2 separate regions of the Mus musculus genome follow, and region 1 is linked to region 2. Evidence: chromatin contacts called from ENCODE Hi-C or POLR2A ChIA-PET data. All regions are on one chromosome and are shown on one strand. Each heading gives the region's core, a stretch centred on a gene start or an enhancer-like site at or near the end of the contact. The rest is flanking DNA. Distances are from core to core; before and after follow the strand shown. Region 1 overlaps Tmigd3 (transmembrane and immunoglobulin domain containing 3). Region 2 has its middle 7.3 kb from the start of Inka2.

Region 1 (6,963 bases), core at 2,850-5,349, 200 kb after region 2:
CTGCTGGGTCCCGTCAACTCACCCTGCAATGTCAGGCAGCACAGAGTCATCCAGAGAGAGAATCTCTTAGTGATGTATGAGACCTGCTGGCCAAAGACAAGGAGTATGGGCTCTTAGGTTACTCAGCATTCCTCCCCACCACAAGGAGAGATCTTTAGGATTCTTAACCTGTGGGACTCATCCACTTTGGGGTCCAATGACCCTTTCACAAGGGTTTCTTAAGACCATAGTAAATATCAGATGTTTGCATTACAATCCATAACTGAAGCAAACATAGTTATCAATAGCAACAAGATAATTTCATGATGAGGGGAGGTCAGTACAACATGAGGAACTGTATTAAAGGAATACAGCATTAGGAAGGTTGAGAACCACTGTTCTAGAAGATTCCTGAGACCTGAGACAATTCCTAGCAAGTACAGGGTGGTGTGTGTGTGTGTGTGTGTGTGTGTGTGTATGTGTGTATGTGTGTGTGGTGAGACAGAGCCACCATAACCTGAATAACGTAGGCTGTAAACTGGAGAACCACAGTAGCCTTCCCTTATGCAGCTCTATCAGAGAGAGAATGATGACGCTGGAAATAGTGTGGAGTCTTGAGGGCCTAACTGTGAAGAGACTGTCCCGGCAGCACTTGGGGTTGGTGCAGATGATAGTGTCTGTATCTCTGGTGTCCTGCAGGACCCCTTTGCCTCTCCTGGTCTTAGACAAATGCATCAGTCACTTTTCTCATCCTTTCAACACAATACCAGACAATAAAACTTAAAGACGCAAACAGTGGTTCTGACTCATGGTTTCAGGCCATTGCAGCAGGGAGGTTTTGGCAGGAGCAATGTTCTTTACAGTGAAGCAGTGACCCAGTGGGACCTGGCTGGTATAAACCTTTAAAGGGCCACCCATGCTGACACATTTCCTGAAGCTAAACAGGCTTCTCCTACCGCCTGCAAATTATCATCAAAAGCTGGGAAGCCAGGGTTTAAAAATTGAACTGGTCAGAGCATAGTTCAAATTCAAACCATTATCAAAAGTGCCCTGCACTGTCCACAGTAGGACAGCATCTGGGTGACTCTCCCAGCTGCTTGCCCACCATCCTTCCACCTCTGGTTCTCACACGTTCCAGCTCTTCTTCTTGAGGCACAAAAATAATGGGGCTGGAAGCTGTCTCAGGATGTTTGGGTCCCACATATACAGAAACTGAGCAGAAAAAAAAAAAAAAAAACAAAACAGGCTATAAGACCTCAAGTGTCAACATGGCCCATGTGTTCTGTGAAAGGTCCTGCTCTGCCCTGGCCAGAAAGAAAAAAAAAAAAAAGAAAGAAAAAAGAAAAAGCACTAAAAGTTCACTAACCTGGTTGTTTAAATATAGGAAAGGAAACAGATGCTGGCTGGCGGAAGTGGGTTGGGGGGTGGTGCTTGAAGCCTAACCTCTGCTGATTTGCTGTGGGACCTTTCTGTTGTTACCCTGGGCTATATCTCCCTCAGAGCTCCTCCTCATGATAGACAAGAGAGGGTTATTTTTAAGCTGATCTTTGTGACTTCCTTTTGGCTTGTGTCCTCTGCTTCCTTGGTAGTCCTATTCTGGCACAGCCTGTCAGGCTGTGGGAGGTGAGAGCTGTTTTTGTATGGGCAAATGGCAAAGGCTGAGTGGGGAGCCCAATGGTGCCGACTCGGTCAGGCTGAACGCAATCCCTCCACCCCCCAATGGACTCGTGACAGGACAGTGTGGAGGAGTCCCAGCTTCAGGCCTAAGGCTTAGTCTCAGAGTGTGTAGGTAGCACACAGCATCCACTTCGGAATCCTCTGACCGGATCCGTAGTATCCAGATAAATACAGGGGTGCTACTGTGTCCTCAAATGGTCTGTCCTCCGAAGAGCTCCCCTTTCTGGAACCAGGCTGGGCTGCCCTCTGTGGTCTCCGAGGTCTCTCTGAGTTCCTGGGGAGGATAGGATGTCTGGCTAGGTGCACTTCTAGCATCCTCAGACTGTGTGCTGATGAATCAGCAACCTGTCCCAGTCAGTCTCTTCACCGTACATATCAAAGGAGGCGAGTGGAGATCTCGGTAGCTCCTGGGGGTGGGGGACGGCCTCAACCGAGTTCCTGTTGATCCCTCTCACTTCCTCTTGTCTTCAGTATATGGTGGAGGCCCTGAAGTGCAGCTGGTGCCCAATGGCTGCCTGCGATAATGCATGTCTGTGGTTTCTCGTTCAACCTCTGGTTACCTCCCGGAAGGGCCCTCCTTAGTCTTCTCAGGAGATTGCTATGGTCCCCAGCTCTAATCAGGGATCACACAGAGCCACACCCTCTTCTGATTTCAAAGATCTCTCTCTCTCTCTCTCTCTCTCTCTCTCTCTCTCTCTCATATCATACATGCAGGCTGAAGCCTGGGAGGGAATAGTTTAGAAATTAGTACTTCCTTGCCAAGACCCAAGAGAACACAGATCAGGTCTCACAGAAGGTAGAAGTCTTGGTTGAGTAGCCCTTGTGTAGTCAGGCAAAATAAGCTAGTCTGTGTCTTTCCACAGTAACTCCCATGTGACGCTTAGAAAATTCTTTCCACTTCAGAGTCCATGTCAAGAAATAGTTGGGTTTTTGAGATTTCCCCCTGCAGACGAAGAGCTGGCTCTGCACGACCTTTCTGTTGGGCCCAAGCTTCTGACGCTCAACCTCAGCTACTGCAGAAGTGAGGAAAATCCAGCTCTCAAAGCAGCAGCTGGATTGTTGATCTGCTCCAGGCCTTGTGTCACCTGACTCCAGCAGCTGCTATCCAAGCCTCTGGCGAGCTACTTAGCCTTTACGGAAGGTGATGTGGTGTTGTGTGTGCGTGACCATGCATCCCTCCTACCTGCGCCCTCCCTTACTTGCCGTGGGTAGGGCAGTCATCGCACCTGCTTCCTCTTTGGGTCTGTGAAATGAGAGCCACTTCGGCTTTGCCACATCTAACATCTAAATGGTATTTAGGAGAACAACAGCATAGCTCCTTGACTTGGTTAGGGCCAGGCAAGGAGTTCTGTAAGTGGAAGGTGAGGAGGGTCGTGAAGTAACCCTTTAAAAATGTTTATTAATCCTTTGAGGATCACACACACTTACACTCACATACACATACTCACATAGTCACATACCCTCACAGACACATACTCACACAGAGAAACTCATATACTCATACAGTCACATACATTCACACACACCCTTACACACAACATATTTGATCATGTTCACTCCCTACTCCTCCCCTAACTCCTCCCAAGAATACGCCCACCCCCAACCCCTCCTAACTTCATGTCCTTTAAAAAATTATTTTTATAACCCGTTCTCGATGTCCATATATTAGTGGGTGTGGATCCACCCACAGTAGTGTGATTGACCTTCCAGGGGCCATGCCCTTAAAGAAAACTGACTTTCCCTCTCCCAGAAGGACACGCCCCCTGCTTGGACTTAGGTTTCTGGAGCAACCTTCCCTTAGGCTGACCTTCCGGCAGTTCCTTGGAGCCCCACCCAGCCAGCAGCTGCCCTCGCCTCCTGCAGATGTTTCCAGTTTGCAGATTGCTTGGGGTTCTCTTTGGTCATTCGTTCCATTTGCTCAGAAACAACAGCCAGCATTCTTGTCGGGAAGTGAGAGAGTGCCAACCTCAGGATGACACAAAAGGCCCCAGTCATGGGAACTAGATAGAGATGGGGTGGGGGCTGGAAAGGACCAGAGACTGGACCATCTGCAGTGACCTAGACTTCTGCTGGCCTCTGCTGCAGCCGGGGCCACCAAAACAACATCTATCTGGCTTCCATCTGGCAGGGCCCAGAGTGGGTCAGTTGAGTCATCCTGGAGGGTTCAGGTCAGAAAGAGCCATTCTCCTGGAGGCCCGGGAATGACTGGAGAGTCATTCTGGTTCCTTGGCCCTTCACAGTCAGGATCTATTCCAAGGTTAATGAAAGGTTAGAAAGTGTTTGGTATTCAGGATCAAGTGCAGACACAAATGAATAGGCTGCGCATTAAATCGTAAATTGTGTGCCGTGCGTTTCATGTCTGTCAAGCAGCTGTTTTGGCAGGAGGTGACCATAATATTCATCAACCTTCACACCCTGCCCAGAAGGTGGCCTTTTTATAGCCTTGAAAAGTGCCAAGTGCTCTGCCACGCCCTCCAGAATGAGTGACAGGTAAGACACAGAAACTGTGGTTATGGTTCTGAATAGGGCGGGCTCTTGAGATAGCCAGGCTTCACCTGCAGCAACGGAGAGGCCCCTGTGGCTGCGGGTGCTCCATCCTGCCTGTCTAGGAACTGCCTGCAGTCAGACCCCCCAGGCTGGCCTCTGCCTGGGCTCACGAAGGGGGGCGGTCTCATAGCTGAACCCTGGCACAAGCTTCTTCATGCGGTCAAGCCACTCACTTCCTGGCAAGTAGAGAAGATAGGAGAAGACGTCATCGCCGTCCTGCCATCGCCTTCGGGTGAGTCCAGTTTCTGAAGCTCAGAAAACCAACAGAGGATTTGGAGCAAAAAGCTTCTTCAACAAAAGACGAGAGAAAGGTGCCAAGGAAAGCCACATCTAGACCATTCCAACCTCAGGGGCACAGCCAGCCTGCAGTTCACGGTTCACAGAGGGTCTGTGGGTATAGAGACGCTTCCTGTTGGTTCAGTAACCAGCAAGCACCTCATGAGGAGTCACTGGCCCGGTGCCCATGAGGCCCACAGGAAGAGCATGGGTGCAGGACTCTAAGAGTGGTCCAGACCCTGCCCCAGATGTTGGGTGTTTTTTACTTCTTTCAGGTCCCAAAGAATAATCTTCCTCCTTCACCAAAGAGGAATTAAAGACATGGGAGATTGGGCAATGTGGCCAAGGTTATCCGCTTAGAAACAAAGCTCACAAAGCAAGAAGGACGTGGCATGTTCAACGTCTGAGTCACTCGCTGGCAGCCAGCCCATTTTGATTTCTTCCCCGGGGCTGGGCCTCAGGGCATAAATGCAGTGGGACAGGCCTGACACCTGGAGGCAGAAGCCCTGTGTGTACATGGAGTGGGACAGGAGGTGGTTCGATGCGGGAATCTCACCGAGGCAGAGAACTCTGGCACAGGTTTGAGTGCTGAAGGTCTGGAAGGTAACTTCCAGTAAGAGGTGATATGACTGGCTGGCACATCAACCTGGATGGACAGGGCAGGGAGACTGGCCATGACACATACATGCAGTGGATCACTGTCTGGTTGGGTGGTCCTAGGGTGTTCATCTGTGGGCTCAGCGAGGTGGGCACCAGAATAAACAAGGAGCTAAATGTTCTGGCTAGCCGGTTTTGACCTCAAACCAGTCACTTTGGGCACCAGTTTCCTCTCATGTTCAATTCCACTTCTAGCACACTTGTGCTCTAAAATCTCACTGTGAATGTTGATTTGGGACAAGAAAAGTGATGAGTGTAACACCAGGAACAGTTCTAAGCCCTACAGAAAAAGCAAGAAGAACAGGGCCAAGAACAAATGACAGAGCTCTGATCATGGAACACAGAAAACAGGGTGCCCATGGCATCAGATTAGACAAATCACACTGAAGAGAGAATGGACGTGTGGTGGTAAACAAGCATAGAGAAGCCACAAACTGTCTTGTAAGGCATTCTCTCTAAGGGCCTCTTAACCAGACTGAGTAACATAACCCCAAAAGACTGCAGGGAAAAGATGCAACAAAGAAACAAAAAATGGACCCTCTCGTTCCTCTCAGCTTCTGCCCAACACAGTGACATGGTTAGCACCCTCTTGGGCTGGGGTGGGATGTGTGTGGGGGTAGGGTGGGGACAGACCTGGGAATAATATATGCATTCAGCTCCAACATAAAACAGGTCTCCCATGTTGCCAGGTGTTATAAGAGGCTCCTGGAGGTCCAAAGTTGAATAGGAAGTGGGAGAAACAATTTAACTCCAAAGTAGCATAAAAGTGCTCAAAGAGAGGATAGCATAAGCTGAAATGGAATCCATAGTGAGGGAGGGGCCACTGGCTGCCCACCAGCGCCTTTGATCCTTCTTGGGAGTTGATTGTACATACAATGGTAAGTGGGTTCTGCCTGTGCCGTGGGTGGCACCATCCCGGATACTTCTGGGCATCAGTGCCCCAAGCTCTGTTATTGAGTCCTCTCCAAGATACTCAATTAAAATGACAGCTTTGCCATGTTTTGTTTCTTGTTTCTAGAGACAGGGTCTCACTTTGTAACCTTGGCAGTCTGCTCTGGCTTTGAATTCACAGAGATCAAGCTGCCTCAGCCTCCCAACTTCTGGGATTCCAAGCATGCATCTGGCTGGGTATTTTATTTTTAGAATTACACAAATCCCTATGGGTGAATGGGAAGCAACACCAAAGTTCCTTCTATGTGCTCGTTATTTGTGACTTGCAGTCTTCCCAAAAGCATGTGCTCATAATAAAAGAACAGAGCATGACAACTAAGATACCAGGAGCCAGGGCTGGAGATTTGACTCAGTGGTTAAGAGCATTTGCCACGGACTGGAGAGATGGCTCAGCGGCTAAGAGCACTGACTCCTCTACCAGAGGTCCTCAGTTCTATTCCCAGCAACCACATGGTGGCTCACAACCATCTATAATGGGATCCAGTGCCCTCTTCTGGTGTGTCTGAAGACAAAAACACAGTGTACTTACATATAATAATAAATAAATCTTTAAAACAAACAAACAAACAAGAGCAATGGCAACTTGTGATGGTTTGAATAAAAATGGCTCCCTTAGGTTCATAGGGGAGTTGCAGTATTAGGAGGTGTGGCCTTGTTGGAGGAACTGTCACTGTCTCAGAAGCTCAAGCCAGGTTTAGTGGCTTATGGTCTCTTCCTGCTGCCTGCTGATCTAGATGTAGAATTCTCAGTTACTGTTCCAGCACTATGTCTGTCTACGTGCCACCATGCTTCCTACCATGATGATAATGGATAAAACCTCTGAACTGTAAGCCTGCTCAGTAAAATGTTTTCCTTATAAGAGTTGCTTATAAGGCT
Region 2 (7,885 bases), core at 1,280-3,779:
CTCTATTACTACAGAATACTTAGACCTGCCTAGCAGCAAAACCCAGACTCCGACTTCTGCCTGTCCCAAAAAAGCTGGCAGACCAGCCAGAGAAGAAGATCAAGTATGAAACACGCAGGCAGCACAGCACAAGCTGGTACGAAATCATTTGCACTGTTGGCATTCTCAGGTCCTCCGCTGCTCAGAGTGCGGCTGTCATGTGGGAGTGAGAAGTTCTAAGAAACTGAGGGAGACAGCCTTGGGTATTCAGAGAGCAGCGACTTTCTTGTTCCTCCGTTCTTCTCATCCTTGCACCAAGAGCCAAGTGCTTTGAAGGACACATGAAGCCCTGAGAAAAACTATGCACTTGACCCATTCCCTGAGCCCAGCACTGAGGGGGTGGCGTCAGTACCTGGAGCTGGAGCTGAGGCTGGTGTCCCTGAGAGAGGTGGGGCTGATAGTCTCTACTCCTGTGGGATGAAGCTTCTTCCCGCAACTCCTCCTCAGGCAGTGGGGGTGGCAGGAGAGCTTAGCAGGCAGGCGGGAAGCTATTCTGGGTGATGGAACAGTCTGTGTAGGGGTGTAGCAACATGAGGCACTTAACTCAGTAGCTTAAAGAAGGTAAGTCCTTCAGTGTGAACGGAGGCTGGGGTGGCAGCAGTTCCAGGAAATGAGGCTAGAAGGGATGTTTCGGCTCCATCTTATAGAACGCCTTGTTTGTCACCACAAGGAATATAAAGTGAGTGTGTCGTGCTTGTCTAGAGAGGGTAGTGTTATGTAACAGTGCAGAGAAACAGTTGGAAATGAAAATGGGACTTGACTCACAGCAAACTGGAGGGGTTAGAACTTAATTTGCAGGTCTGGGTGCATCACTAAGCTTTGTATCTGTTGAGACAGATAACAGGCAGGCCACTTTGCACCTGGCTTGCATACCTGCTGGCTCCTGGGTCTTCCTTTCTAAGTCCCAGCACTGTCTGCGTGCTGCTTACCCTGAACCTCAAGGCAGGTTTTTTCTAGCTTCTTTCCCCAGACTTCTCTACTTTTTTCTGTCTTATTCTTCAGCTCACGTGCAGTGGAGGAGAATAACTTTATCCCCCAAAAGCATCATGTGCCTTCTAGACACAAACTGTTCTATGACCCAGTTCAATCCCGGATGTCATTTCCTAATAGGGAGAATAATCTTTTTGACATGTGTCCCATGGTCACATCGATGGCATCATCAGTACTTCTTCAGAATGGAGCTGGGGATGGGTTACCCCAAAGGTCTAAGCCCCTGCAGTTTGAATAGCCACCTCTGGCTATGGGAATTTACACGGCTGGCTTTGGGACTAAAGCTCTAGGCAATCCTCCCACATATACCACATATACATGTACCAGATTCTCCTCTGCTCAAGGCCTGAGTTGATTGATTGCCCCATTTAACACCACTGCCCCAATCTTTAGAGAGGAAGGCAGAATGTTTGCTCTTCTTCTGAGAAAGGGGCCCAATTCATTCTTGTCCAAGCAGCATAATAAATAACCTGTCCCTTTTGGCAGGGAGTTTATTAGAGACTGATGGGACATTTAACAATAACTGGGGGCCTGTGATTTATTAGGTAGGGAGATTTGTGGCGTCTCTAAAGGCTGGGATGTGGAATTTAATTGATAAAGCGGCTGTCAGCCACTATGAGATGCGCTCAATAGAATATGCATTGGAAGGGATTCTCTTTGGAGCTGTCAGGAAGGGTTTCTGCTGATCATATTTGTCTCCTATGCATTGTGAGGTCTGCTGGATATCTGAGTGAGAGATAAATGGCTCAGAGATGAGCCTGGAGGGGCCTAGAGACAGGTGCACCTGTCGGTTGCTGGGTCAATGGAAGACTATGACACAAATGAGAAAAAGCAAAGGACTTCGCCATCCTCAGTGAAGGGGCCTCTCAAGCCTTTTGTTTTTCTTCTGTGAGCTTCTGGGGGGGGTGAGGGGGGATGGGGAAGGTGGGGGGGGGAGGTATTTAGCACCTATAGCCTAGAAAGAGAGATAAATGAAAGGATCATATGTCATGAAAGATTTATTTTGAAATCTAAACTTTCTGTAGCAGAGACAGCTTTCCTACCTCCTTTGCCTTGCCCTCCAGCCGCTTTCACCACTACAATCAGCACACACACACACACACACACACACACACACGCACGCACGCACGCACGCACGTGCACTTGCATGCCCATGCACACTGTGATCACTACTACCTCACCAATTACTCCACACTACAGTAACCTTGGAAGCCCTGGCTCAAGTAGGGCTCCTGCTTTCTTGCCAAGAACAGAGCCCCAGTAACCAAGCTGCAAGGAGCCTCACCTTGCTACTGTCAATGTCTTCCACTCCCAAATATCTCAGAATCCAGCCTGAGAACCTGGACACAAATGTTGATGGGGTTGGGTAGAGCACCCAGCCACCTGTCCACCCTTCCACTCCAGTCTGCCTGCTGTAAGGGAGATATTTCCATCAGAGCGAGCATAGCTCTGTCCTCAGGCAGCCCTGAGCCTTTGCAAAGCAGCTTCGCTCACATTTTGTTCTCTCCCCACCCTCTGGGCTGTTGCTCAGCCTTAAACAAGGCCATGTAAGGCGCGGAGAGGGGCTTTCTGGGGCCAGAGCCCGGTTGCCTCCTCTGATCCTCCTGCATCTATTCTTAGGTCCCAGCAGATTGGTCTGCCCCCTTGCTCCCTCCAGGGAAAGGGAGGGAGGGAGAGGCAATAGCCAGAAAGGAAACCATTGTCGCTGTCTAATCTGAGCCTCAGTGGTGACACTGAAGGACCTCTGAGAGGGATACAGCAACTGGTTTGATTAAATCAACCTTCTCCTGCAACCTTGTTAAATTAAACTGACAGGCTCAGAGAAGAGGAGGGGGGCAGCGGGATCGTCGCCTCTGGTAGGGCGGGGCGGGCACTGGTAAGAAGATCAGACAGAGGCAGAGCATCAGCCTGCCCGTTTCCCTTATTTGCTGACTGGAGAGAGGCGATGGGATTTATAGATGTGCGATGCTTAAGGACCTGTCTGAGCACAGGCTGTGGAAACTGATGCAGAGGCAGACGGCTGCCTCCCAGGAGGCTTGGCAAACTCCCCTAGCACTGAGGCCGTATGCACATTTAGAACATTTCTTTTGACATTTCAAAGGGCCTTCACATAACTTTGCCTCCATGACAGGCAAGCCGCAGTAGGCTTGCCAGCTTCACTTTGCTGCTAGAGAAACCAAGGCAGCAAAGACTGCAGAACTGACCTACAGTCCGTCCAGGAACCTGGGTTTGTTGCTTCCTAGTTCTGGCACACACTGCCTCTAGTTTTGTAGTATATGGCAGAATTTCCTCGGATTTAGTCTCCAGAGATTAGCCTTTTCTCCCACCCACTAGGACCTAAACTGGATGGCTTGCCTATTGGGCCATCAGGAAAACGCCACTTCCCAAATGGCCTCGTGCAGCCTACTTGCAAAACACATGGCTAGCTTCCAAAGATCAGGATTCCACTCCAGCATCTTCCTCTCAGCTACCCGCATGCCGGAGCCCTTCCACGTCATTTCCACTCAATCTAATTGTAATTAAGGGCAGGAGGTGAGGTGGGAAGATATTGTTAGCAACCCCAGCAATCAGCAAGAGGAGGGGGAGGCCAGCAGTGATACCCTGCTGGCTTCCTCACCTGTCACCCAGTTCCTCACCTGCCAAAACTAATTTTCCACTCACTGGTAGGTGTGAGCTCCTTCGGTGTCAGAGCCGCACGGAGACTCTCACACATGCGTACAGGCAGAACGGCCGTCGTGAATAGAGCAGTGCCTCATCCGCAGGCAGGCCCTTGTTCTCACCCCAGATACACACCAATGACGCTATTGACACATTACCCCTTCCAATCTCTTCTTCAGCGGGGAGCACTGGGATGGGAATTCTGGTCAAGGTGGTGAACACCAATCAGTGAGCACAGCTGGGACCTTGTCACACCTTGCTACTCTGGCACGCTCATTACCTACCCCAGGCTGCACACTAGTTAATGAGCAGCCTCTAGACACAGTGGAGGTGGCAGATGTGCTTAGACAAGATGTCCTAGTTTTCTTTCTGTTGCTGTGGTAGAAATTACGACCAAAGCAACCTCGGGAGGAAAGAATTTATTTGGCTTTCAGTTTTCATTCTGTCTTAGAAGAGAGTCAGTGCAGGAACTTCAGGGAGAACCCTGGAGGCAGGAATGGAAACAGGTTACAGGCTGGCTCTTCATGGCTCGCTTGAACTTCTTGCTCATACAACCCAGGACCACCTGCCCAAAGGTGGCATGGCCCACAATTGCCTGTCCCCCCTGAAAATCAACCATTAATCGTTTGAAGGCCTCACAGATCTGCATACAGGCTAATCTGATGAAGGCATTTTCTCAATTGAAAGTTTCTTCCTCCCAGATAACCTAAGCTTATGTCAAACTGACACCAAGTAGCCATCATAGAAGACAAACAACAAGAAACACCGTCAAGGGGAGTGTATGAATGCCACAGCAGGCCTACATTGAGCTCATTTCATGTCACTGTTCACAACGTGGAAAAGCCTAACAGTATCCAGACAGGTTGTGGATACTAAGACAAATACCACTGGCCAATTAAACTCATCCTTTGGGTTACGATTGACCACTCTCAACCCCAACAGCACCAACCTATCTAAAAACATTGAACAGGACTCTTCCAAGGGAAGGAATTAGAGTCCTCTAAGACAGTGATTCACAGCCTTCCTAACGCTGCAACCTGTTAATACAGTTGCTCATGCTGTGGTGACCCCCAACCTTAAGATTATTTTGTTGCTACTTCATAACTGCAATTTTGCTTCTGTTACAAATCATACTGTAAATATCTGATAGGCATGATATCTGATATGTGACTTCCAAAGAGGTCATGACCCACAGGTTAAGAAGCCCTGCTCTAGAAACACCCGGCAGGGGAGGATAGAAGGGAAGGAGGTCCTTTTTGGGGACAGGGGTCACAGATCATTGGCCCTGGCTCCTGTGCTAATTCTATCCTTAGCACCTTGGTGACCTAGGGCAGATAACTAACACTCTGTCCCTCACTTTCTTGACTTGTAAAAATATGGGCTTAGTCAGGAAATGCAGAGTGCTAAGAATGTTTAGAACTGTGGCAATCATAGAGGACAAAACTGAGACCCAGAGAAGTTGCCTTATCAGTTCAAGGCCACACAGTGAGTAGAATGGCTGATAGGGTAGATCTGTCATCATAGCCAGTGCCGGTGGGTGTATCTAGCATCCCCCTGGGTGTGGCCTGAGGCAGGTGTCACCAACTCATGTATTCCCTCTGTCATCTGCAGAGAACTGGGGGCACATACATCTCTGAATTCTGGGCCTGACACAAGGAAAGCCTTCTATACATGTAAAGTCAGGAGTGTTTCCAGTGGCACAGAAGAGACTCAAGCCTGTTTATCATCTTTTCCAGTATTCCCATGAACTCACAAGCCTTGATTTTTTTTAATAAGGTCCTCTGTGATTCCAAAATTCTACATTGTACATCAGAAATCTCCAACCAAGCTATTTTCCAAACTCTCCATGCAGAGACACAAAAGGCTCTTTAGGAGATTCGTTATTCATTCTCCATTGCCCCCTTCTTTTTCTGATGATGGTTTATGGGGAATGATCACAACAAAGAAAGTCTGCCCAGGGTTGGGAATGAGGCAGTCAAACTTCCCAGTGTTCAACTCCTGAGTGTGCCCAGCTCCGATGCTTTGCTGTGCATTCCCATTTGTTAAGGGTGATGCTATTTCTTGGCCTTCTGCCTTTCCTATCTGGGAACCCAAGTCTCTTGGTACAGAGCATGGCTGGTGGTATTTACTGCAGACTCTAGGAAGAGAGTCCTGCCTGTCCAGCTGTCATCTTTGGCTCTGGCTCCTTTCAGGGTGTCCTGGTTGACATCTCTACTATACCCTAAATTGACAAATGATTAGTGCTAGCACAGTCCTCTGACCCCACAAGACACCAGAGGAGGCTTAGGAGCCAGCCTATTAGCGGCCAAACCTGAGAAGTGACCTCATTTTCTGCTTACCTCATAGCCTCAGGAGAAGCAGATAGCCTCCCTTAATCTCTTGCTAACAAGTGTCTCTCTGGCAGGCTGGCAGCCCCTGGTGCTTGCTTACAGCTGGTAGGAGGGGCCAGGTAGTAGATAGTAAAAGAGCTCTTGCCCTGAGTTACAGGGCCTGGTAAGGTTACAGAGAAGCCAGAGCTGTACCTCTAGAGACCCAGACATTGTAGAATGTCCTCAGGGGGGGTGGGGGGGGCAAGCCATTAGCCTTCTCAGTACAATTGACGTCTACCAGCATTAGTTTACACAAAACCCAGAAGTGTTTCCCTGAACTAACATTCTTCATTTCCCTAACATTCTTCAGGTGTCCTTTGTAGTTGGGTTTCTGAGGGACAAATATTTACAAAATGGAAATATTTGTTCCCCAGGGAGTGAAGAAACCGCAACTTAGGCACTGTAAGCACTAAGCCCACAGCTACCAGTAATTCCATGTCATGACTATCAGCCCACAGACTAAATATGTGTTACTTAACACCAGCTTGATTGTCTACATCCCTAATGAGAGGGCACAGCTGTAATCTCAGCATTTTAGAGGCAGAGGCAGGAGGATTGTTTCTAGTTAGTGTAAGGGCAACAAAACAAGATCCTGTCTCAAATAATAATGATAATAACAAGAACAAGAAATCCCACTGAACTGTCCAGGTAAGAAAGCTGGAAAATCATTTGTACATGTTTACTTTAAAAAGTACCTTTTCTTGCTCTAACGCCTTCCTTCTGTTCCCTTCTCATAAGAATTAGCTCCTGCATGGCTAATCACATGATCTTAAAGCCTGGTAGCTGTGAGGAAGCTAAACCATAGACATGGTGCTGTATGTCAGCACCAGGGCATCAGCCATGGAAGTTTCGTGGACAGGACTTGCTAGGACCTCCTCCTTGGATGGCTTTCATCATTTTAGTGCACATCCCTTAGGGTACACCTTTCTTTCTTTTTCTTTTTATTTATTTATTTTTACAGAGTTGTAGCAGCAGGATACCATATTCTATTCTCTTCTGTGGGCCTCGGTCACCCTGCCTATAACTGGGGAGGATGGATTACTGTCCTCTGGTTCCTGACTGTGGATGCCATGTCACTAGCCATTTCATGCTCCTGCCCTCGTGCCTTCCTGGTTATAATGGGCTGTATCTTTAATATAGGAGCATAAATGAACTCAGCCCCTCATTAAATGACTAGATAATTGCAAGCAAGAATAACAGCACTCTTCGAAGACACTTAAAACTTATGAGTCTCAAGGCAATGGTGACACATCTCTTTAATCTCAGCACTCTGGAAGCAAGGCAGGTGATCTCTGTGAATTCCATGACAATCTGAGAGAGAGAGAGAGAGAGAGAGAGAGAGAGAGAGAGAGATCCAAGACAGCCAGGGCTATACACAGAGAAACCCTGTCTCCCAAAACAAAACAAATGAAGAAAGAAAGAAAGAAAGAAAGAAAGAAAGAAAGAAAGAAAGAAAGAAAGAAAGAAAGAAAGAAAGAGAGAGAGAGAAAACCTACAGAGCTTTGGGGTGGAGAGATGGCTCGGCAGTTAAGAGTGATGGCTGCTCTTCTACATGTCAGACTTCTCATGTCTCATGGCAACTCCAGGGGGAGCTGAAGACTCTGACCCCCTCAGGCACAGGCAGGCAGGCAGACAGACAGACAGGCAGGCAGGCAAGCACATGCATGCACACACACACACACACACACACACACACAGAGAGAGAGAGAGAGAGAGAGAGAGAGAGAGAGAGAATAAAAATAATAGACCAAATCTTTAAAGTTTCCTTGTGGAGCTTTTATGTCCAGTCCCTTTGGGTCATCTACCAAGTCATAAAGCACCCCACACAC

Evidence for each region. Hi-C counts contacts between places; a loop is a spot of excess contacts on that map. ChIA-PET counts read pairs that join two places held with the same protein, here RNA polymerase II (POLR2A).
Region 1: a loop to region 2 is called in a map of T-helper 1 cell, with 3 times the contacts of the local background. The contact joins two enhancer-like sites. A Hi-C loop is called at or near these places in 26 of 37 maps with a recorded cell type or tissue (CH12.LX, CH12F3, Patski and 11 more). POLR2A ChIA-PET finds 5 or more read pairs at or near these places in 1 of 5 experiments (Patski).

Annotation. Positions count from the first base shown.
Region 1 is chr3:105,890,557-105,897,519 of GRCm38, forward strand. The region is part of intron 1 of Tmigd3 (transmembrane and immunoglobulin domain containing 3); the gene reads left to right. Among named protein-coding and RNA genes, the nearest start is that of Adora3, 10 kb to the right of the region's middle. Within about 2 kb of position 4,100, at least 1 of the 3 ENCODE cell types and tissues checked has a DNase peak (open chromatin) inside an H3K27ac peak, as active enhancers do; it is heart, where a contact is called at or near this core.
Region 2 is chr3:105,693,327-105,701,211 of GRCm38, forward strand. No RefSeq gene overlaps it. Among named protein-coding and RNA genes, the nearest start is that of Inka2, 7.3 kb to the right of the region's middle. Within about 2 kb of position 2,530, at least 1 of the 3 ENCODE cell types and tissues checked has a DNase peak (open chromatin) inside an H3K27ac peak, as active enhancers do; it is heart, where a contact is called at or near this core.